3 separate regions of the Homo sapiens genome follow, and regions 1 and 3 are each linked to region 2. Evidence: chromatin loops called from intact Hi-C (ENCODE). Cell type or tissue: mammary epithelial cell. All regions are shown on one strand. Region 1 overlaps AFG1L (AFG1 like ATPase). Region 2 holds the start of LOC124901367 (a long non-coding RNA gene). Region 3 overlaps SEC63 (SEC63 protein translocation regulator).

Region 1 (2,500 bases), 850 kb before region 2:
TCTCCCACATGCACACAGTTGATTTTTTCAGGAGCTACATGATGTGTGATATTCCAACAGAATCTGTCTGTATTTTACTAAACCAGACATTGGCAAAAATTTAAAACAATGCCACTTTTCTCACTAACTTGTTTTTTGTTTTGGAAATGCTGTTACTTTTCATAATGCTATTTAGGTAATATTTCATGTGCTTATTGTTATTTTTAAATGAATTAAATATCTAACAATTTCTGTTTGATTTCTAATACTGGTGATTATATATCCCACCCACATAAAAGCTCTTTGGGGTCTGCAAGCATTTTGAAAGTGGAAAGTGGGGCCAAACGTGGTGCTCATGCTTATAATTCCAGCACTTTGGGAGGCCAAGGTGGGAGGATCACTTGAGCCCAGGAGTTCGAGACCAGCCCTGCCAACATAGCCAGAGCCCATCTGTGTTTTAAAAAAAATTTTAAAAATTAGCTCAGCATGGTGGTGCATATCTGTAGTCCCAGCTACTTAGGAGGCTGAGGTGGAAGGATCACTTGAGCCTGGGAGGTCAAGGCTGCAGCGAGCCATGATTGTGCCTGGGTGACAAAGTAGGACACTCTCTCAATTATTGTGAAGATTAAATATTTCAAAGTTTGCCAACCACTGATTCCAGTTCTTTGCCATCACATATGGGGTTGTGCAAAACAACACCCTTGTGCATACCCCTACACCCACATCTTTCCTGTTCTAGCCTCAAGACCCACGATGACTTTAAAATGGGGGCTACTATTATTACTACTACCAGAAGGGCTGCAGAGCACAGGGTCGGGATCCAGAAGACATATGCTTACTCGATATGCTTGTGAAACCACTTACCCTCCGAGTGCCCCAGTTTCCTCATGGGTAGTAGGATAATTGCATCTCCCTTGCAGAATTTGCTGTGGACGACGGATATGGTAGGAGCAAACGATCCTTCCGCCTTGGCCTCCTAAAGTGCTTTCTAAACTAGGAAGTGCTGCGTGGTTAACTATTTTGACGTTGTTAGTGTGGGTGGAGAAGAAAGGCAGAGGAGCCTTGGTCCCCAGGGAGGAGAGGGGTGGGCTCTGGGAGGTGACTTTGTGTGTGCCAGTGTGCTGATGACCTGGGCTCCAGGAATCATAGCAACAGCCTCTGCTCCCTGGAAAGTGCCGTGGTCTCTGCATCAGGCGCCCAGAGTCAGGACCCAGCTGCAGGCAGGGCTCTCTGTGCGTACCGGCTGTGTAGTCACAGGCAAGAGCTCCACGGCCTGCCTGATTGGCGGTGATCAACCCTGCTGCACCTTAGAATCTTACAAGGAACATTAACAAGTGCTGATGCTGGGGCCCCACATCTGACCCACCATACCTGACCCTGGATGTGGACCTAGGCCTAGGAATGTGTAGCCTTGAGAACCACTGGCCTTTTTTTTTTCTCCTGTCAGTTCATCCTACTGACCACAAGATGGTGCCCTCTTTCTGGGAAATCTTTGATGTTCACCAAACAAGCAACAATTCATTTTCTGTATTAATCCTGAAAACATGGATTTGAATTTAACAATCTTCTCCAGCATCTCATTAAGCCAGACCCGTGTGCTCTTGGTGTCTAGCCATTTAATGCGTATCTTTTCCCTTCTGTTAGAAACCAGTGGGTTGGAATGTGTCTTCTGTTTTGCATTCCTCAAAAGGCTATAACACAAAGCAGAAAGTAGGATTTATGATCATAATCATTAGTATCAATAACAACTGATGTTCGTTTAATCCTTTGCCATTTGCAAAGCGCTTTTCACCAACAATCCTCATAGTAACTCTATGAAATGGGCATTATGATTCCCATTTATAAGATGACACAACTGAGGCTCAGAGCACTATCTTGGTCGAGGTCACAAAACAATAATTAGCAGAACTGAATTTTCCAATGCCAGATCTCAAGCCCTTTCCACTGCATCATTAGAGACCAGCAATCAACCACCGGGAACCCAGAAAGTACAGCCCTGAGACAGGAAAATTCTCGGGACGACATCCAGAAAGCCCCCTAGGCAAGCAGGTAAGACAGACTGATGGCTCCATGCAGCACAGACGAAAGGTCAGTGGACAGGCATGTTTGACTGGACCGAATGACCAGCTAGGGCAACAGATGTGAGGGTCCTAGTGAGCTGCTGGACTGAGTCAGTAGACACTCGACAAGAGGGCAGATTTTAACATTTGTAATTTTCTGTTCCAGAAAAATGAACTGCTATATGCCAATAGGGAACATTCATCTTAATTCTGACTGTAAAAGAAGTTATAAACTCATTTCCAAAGAAAATCCTTTCCTACCAGCAAGTGACTTCTTTTGAGATTAGTAAATCTAATAAAGGTAACTTACAGACTTGCTGCAAGACAGATTCCCGTAACTGATCAAGAACCCAAATGTCAGGGACCCAGGCGCCCAATCCTTCTGCATGTTTTTAATCTCAGATAAAGCAGCCGTCAAGTGTAGGTTCAAGTTACTTGGACCAGCAATACTGTTTTCAGGA
Region 2 (2,500 bases):
TCTTCTTTGCCAACATCCCAGCATGATGGGGCCTGTGCCTTAGTCCCCACTCACTCCAAAGGTGATGAGTGGGATGAATTTCAAAGCCAGGTGAGTTCTATTTTTTTTTTTTTTTAAAGCAGAGCAATGGAGAAAATTGGTTCCTGCTACTTCTATTGCTCAGGGACCAAAGCCTCTTCCTCTCTGGGATCTGTCCAGCCAGGACATAATAAATAACCCCACCAGTGGAAAAAACACTTTCATTTGATTCCATGAGTTTATAAATCAGTATGTTACTCAGTTATCCCCTGACTTCATCTAATATTTTTCTCCATCACTCCAGGGGGGATAGTGTCCGGCAGGAAAAACTTACATTCTGAAATGTGTGTTTCATCTTCTTCCAGTATGGAAAAGCGGGCTCAGTGAAGAGGGAAGAGCGAGCATCCACTGCCAGCTTTCCAGTTGGACACGAGCCATGCAAAGGCATCCAGGAAGAATCTAGTTGGAAGATGACTCTATCAGGCTGGATCGGAACTTGATGGCTGGCAGCTCACACGGAGACTGCACATGACCCGCTCGGAAGAGTCAGCCATCCGTTTGTGCTTCAGTGTCTGTTCCTCTAGTCAGAAGGAAGCTCTAGGACACAGCTTGGGCCAAAAGATAAGCCCCAACAATCGCACCCACGTGTGTATAGTACCTCATAGTTTGCAAATTACCTGATCTCATTTGACCCACATAAGAAGCCTGTGGATATCGTCGTTTGAAAGATGGGAAACATGCTATTTTACAGATGGGGATGCAAACCCAGACTTCAAATTCACACCTAGCGCGCAGGCAAGCCAGAACTCATATCCAATTTTTTAAAAAGGAGTGTCCTGAACTACTCCGTCTTCATACACCTCCTACATCATTGCTTTGTGTGGTGTTATCCCCAAATCTCCACCTGCATCCAGCTCTTCAAGCTGCAGTTCAGGCTTGGTTGAGGTGTCCGGCGGCGGCAATTTTACCCAACTGAAAGCAGAGAGAGGCATGTGGCTGGTCCGCAGGCAAGGCAGAGAGGGGTCTTTTGGTATCGTAATCATCAGGCCCCCACTAATAAGAAAAGCAGTCTCTGCAAACTAGGAACTTCAAAGAGCAACCAGCAACACCCTCTCAGCGTGCTGCGGCTCCTCCTGGGCCTGCTCGCAGAGCCATCCCCTGGCCAGCCCGCTGCTGACACCTTGTGGCCGACAAACAGAGTTCTTGCCCATTTCCTCTCAGAATTACGTCAAGCAAGGTGGCTGAGTGCTAGGAACCAGGCCCACCTCCTATTGTTCTTCCCGGGTTCCCCGACAGCCCCCTCCTCGGACGCCCAGGGCTTCAGGGTGGCTTAGTGTCAGGGCTGCTTAGGGGCCTGTGTGACCCTCAGTGGATGTCCGCTGAGTTTCCTCAGGACCCAGGCTGCCCAGCCCCTGCCAAGCCACGGTGGCAGTCACAGGGCCCTCTAGGTGGCACCTGCTGCCCAAGGCAGGAACCAGCACACACAATGCTCACCAAAAGACTGGCAGGTGAAATAAGGTTTTGCTCATAAAAGCGGGCATGAGCCAGATGCCTGAACATTGTTCTACTTTGGGGCCCTATATCTGCCACCATAAAGTGTGGGTGTCAGAGGGGTCAGAGGACACCCTGCTGGAAATAGAGCTTGTGGCAAACAGCCTCTGGGGACAGCCATTGAGGCAAATGACACCTTGGAGGCATAAATCACCCTAGGGACTTGTTCTGTTGTCAGTGGAAAAACAATTCAAATTCTAAGGAGACACTAATGGCAGCAGAGGGAGAGGGTGCCCCGTGTCTGCATGCCTACGCTTTGAGAAAAGGGATCTAACTAAATAGTAGAGAGTCTTGTTACTATTTTTTTTTTTAATTAAAAAAAATTTTTGAGACAAGACCCAGCTCTATCATCCAGGCTGGAGTGCAGTGGCACAATCTCGGCTCACTGCAACCTCCGCCTCCCAGGCTCAAGTGATCCTCCCACCTTAGCCTCCCGACAGCTAGGATTACAGATGTGAGACACCGTGCCCAGCTAATTTTTGTATTTTTTGTAGAGATGGGGTTTCACCATGTTGTCCAGCTTGGTCTTAAACTCTTGACCTCAAGGGATCTGCCCACCTCAGCCTCCCAAAGTGCTAGGATTACAGGTGTGAGCCACCATGTTAAGCCTTGTTATTATTTTAAAATGTGGTATTCAATGATTTTCGTTCAAGGCATTGTTAATATTCCAAACAATGATCATCACTGTGACTGTGATGAGCTTAATTAGATTAATAAAAATTTAAGATAGTTCTATCTGAAAGCACCAGGATCTCCCATTACATTGAGTAGTCAAGAGTCTGAAAGCAGCCCTCTGTTAATTAATCTCCAGCCCTCTGTTTCCCCACCTATAAAATGTTTGAACAAATTTGTATTTCTCGAAGTGTGGTTTGTGAACATGAATGCCTCAGAATCACACAGTCTTATTAAAAGATGCAGATTATAAGATCAC
Region 3 (2,500 bases), 190 kb before region 2:
TTTTTTTTTTAGTCTATCTACTGTAGGCAGAAGAATTATTTCTTTAGGGGCTAGCTGTTTATTTTGCTGGCCTTTTTTTCTCTCTTTCTCTTTTTCTTCTTAAGACGGAGTCTCGCTCTGTCCTCCAGGCTGGAGGAGTGCAGTGGCACGATCTCAGCTCACTGCAACCTCCGCCTCCCAGCTTCAAGCGATTCTTCTGCCTCAGCCTCCTGAGTAGCTGGGACTGCAGGTGCATGCCACCACACCCAGCTAATTTTTTAATTTTTAGTAGAGATGGGATTTTGCCACGTTGTCCAGCCTGGTCTCGAACTCCTGGCCTCAAGTGATCAGCCCTCCTCAGCCTCCCAAAGTGCTGGCATTACAGGCATGAGCCACTGCGCCCAGCCTGTTGGGTTTTTTTGGAAAAAAAACAAAAACAACAAATCATCATCCTTTCCTTTAAAATGTTTTTTTTTTTTTAAGAAACAATTTTCCCACAAACGGTCTGATTTAACTCCATGAAATCCTCTATTTAGACTGCCTTAAAGTGAAATAACTGTTGGTGAACCATAACATTTTGCCAGCTGTGTAGTGATTAGTCCAAATATGTCTCAAGAAGTTAGCACCAAGCATTCTCATCCATTTAAACTTGATGCTAGGGCTATTTTGCAAAACTTAAAAAGATGCGATCTTGTACATATTTCTGTAACCTGAGCTGAAAACCCAAATAACAATCATTGACATACTTTAGGGCTATTGTTTCAGGTGGGGGTGTATACATCCCAGGGGCGTGGAGATGATCAATCCATTGAGGAAGTATTAAGATGATTATTTGTATTTAATCTCATCCTTTTAAATTTCTATTTTTGTGTGTTTTATAATGTACATAATATATTGTACAATTGTACACTTCTATTATTTATAAATAAACATTTATTGGTGCATTAATTTTTTTTTTTCTGATTTGGGTCCATGATCAAAACATTTGGGCACCACTGCTTTGTGGTATTGATAGGGTGACATTTGACACTCACCACCTGAGATCACAGAGTGATATACTCTGGAGTTGGTGGGTTGGCATTCACTGTGTGCAGCCCTACTGTAGCTGCCAAGAGCAAAGTGAGACTTTTATGAGATAGAGCTGAGTAGGTCTGGAGGTGGGATTGATAGGCAAGGGGAGGGTTCTGCACAACGGTTGTCTGTGGAGTGCAGGTGGTGCAGGTATGGAGCAGCAGTGCTGGGGACGACTTGCTGGGACTTTGAGCAAATCACAGCCTGTTGCTGGTCCTGGCAATCAGTGACTGCTGCAAATGGAAGGTGAGTGTGGGAAGGACTGGCCACTCTGTTCAGCACGAGGTTGTTTAGCGTTAACCTATCAGCCTGGGTACACAAAGGGAGCTGTAGCCCTCATACCTTACCCGAAACACCTGAGGTTTACACTTTAACATCTGGATAATAGCAGCAATGGACTTCAGTGTGAACAGATTCCATTAAGAGTTAACTTCAAGCTATTTCTCTGTATTTTCCAGCCTCGTTCCAGTAGAGGGCGATAGGGCTGTAATTTTCTTTAACAAAGAATGGTGTGTTTCGTTTCAGACTAAAAGCCACGATTAAAGAAATGCTTTGTAATTTATTTGTATCTGCACCTTCTGGGATTTCCTCCCTCTCTTTTGATCTTTTATGTTTCCCCCTAACCTTTTTCTTCTTTACATGTGTCCTTTGTTATTTATTTATTATTTTTTTAGAGGCAGGGTCGTGCTCTATCGCTCAGGCTGGAGTACAGTGGTGCAATCATAGCTCACTGCAGCCTCAACTCCTGGGATCAAGTGATTCTCCTATGTCAGCCCCCTCCGAAGTAGCTGGGACCACGGGCACTAACCTGGCTCATTGTATTTATTTATTTAGAGACAGGGGTCTTGCTATGTTGCCCAGGCTGGCCTCGAACTCCTAACTTCAACCCTTGGCCACCCAAAGTATTGGCACTATAGGCATGAACCACCGCACCTGGCTGTGTGTCCTTTAACCCATTAAATTTACTGTCTAGAAACATTAAGTCCCTTTGCAACCAACTCCAAAAGACAATCCATATGTATTCATTGTGCTGGAATTCCAAATTGCATTTGTTTGCTTGAGAGAGGTGGACAATCAAATAGGACATGGTAATTCCTTAACTCTACAAAATCTAACCTGTTTGCCTGATAGGTGTCAACTATTAAGAGTCCAGAGTTTTTACATGCAAGCTAACAAGTTAACCTGCCAGTGTCATGGATGCCGACAAAACACAGAAGACTCCAAAGACACAGGCACAGCAGGTGGCATGAGCTTCATGTTCCCCATCTGTTCCTGTTGTCTTCCAAGTTCCCACGGAGGCGATGTGGAGTGGCCAGGCAGATGCTGTTCATATCACAGCTGAGGAACTCCAAGCTTGGGAGACCTAACCCTGTCAAGCCTGCAAGCAACCCTGTCTTGATCTTATCCTGGACAGCAAACAAACTCACCCTCTTTCTGGGAGGGAGACACT

What was found. Hi-C counts contacts between places; a loop is a spot of excess contacts. Peaks named below come from ENCODE experiments on the same cell type or tissue, not always from the same donor. Only the 100,000 strongest peaks of a DNase experiment are listed, where the experiment ranks them.
Region 1: a loop joins it to region 2, with 18 times the contacts of the local background. A loop is called at or near these places in 10 of 110 quality-filtered maps.
Region 3: a loop joins it to region 2, with 10 times the contacts of the local background. A loop is called at or near these places in 17 of 110 quality-filtered maps.

The regions. Positions count from the first base shown.
Region 1 is chr6:108,525,813-108,528,312 of GRCh38, reverse strand. AFG1L (AFG1 like ATPase) reads right to left here. Exons shown (of 13, transcript NM_145315.5): 13 at 2,312-2,500. Among named protein-coding and RNA genes, the nearest start is that of FOXO3, 34 kb to the left of the region's middle. In mammary epithelial cell, a CTCF peak has its summit at 1,439 (motif pointing right); no DNase peak of the experiment used is centred here.
Region 2 is chr6:107,674,214-107,676,713 of GRCh38, reverse strand. LOC124901367 (a long non-coding RNA gene) reads right to left here and starts at 1,843. Exons shown (of 2, transcript XR_007059694.1): 1 at 353-1,843. RefSeq lists enhancers at 1,093-1,292, 826-1,406, 1,407-1,988. In mammary epithelial cell, a CTCF peak has its summit at 1,210 (motif pointing left); a DNase peak (open chromatin) is centred at 1,223; H3K4me3 peaks cover 244 bases.
Region 3 is chr6:107,866,183-107,868,682 of GRCh38, reverse strand. SEC63 (SEC63 protein translocation regulator) reads left to right here. Exons shown (of 21, transcript NM_007214.5): 21 at 1-927. Among named protein-coding and RNA genes, the nearest start is that of SCML4, 43 kb to the right of the region's middle. In mammary epithelial cell, a CTCF peak has its summit at 1,519 (motif pointing right); no DNase peak of the experiment used is centred here.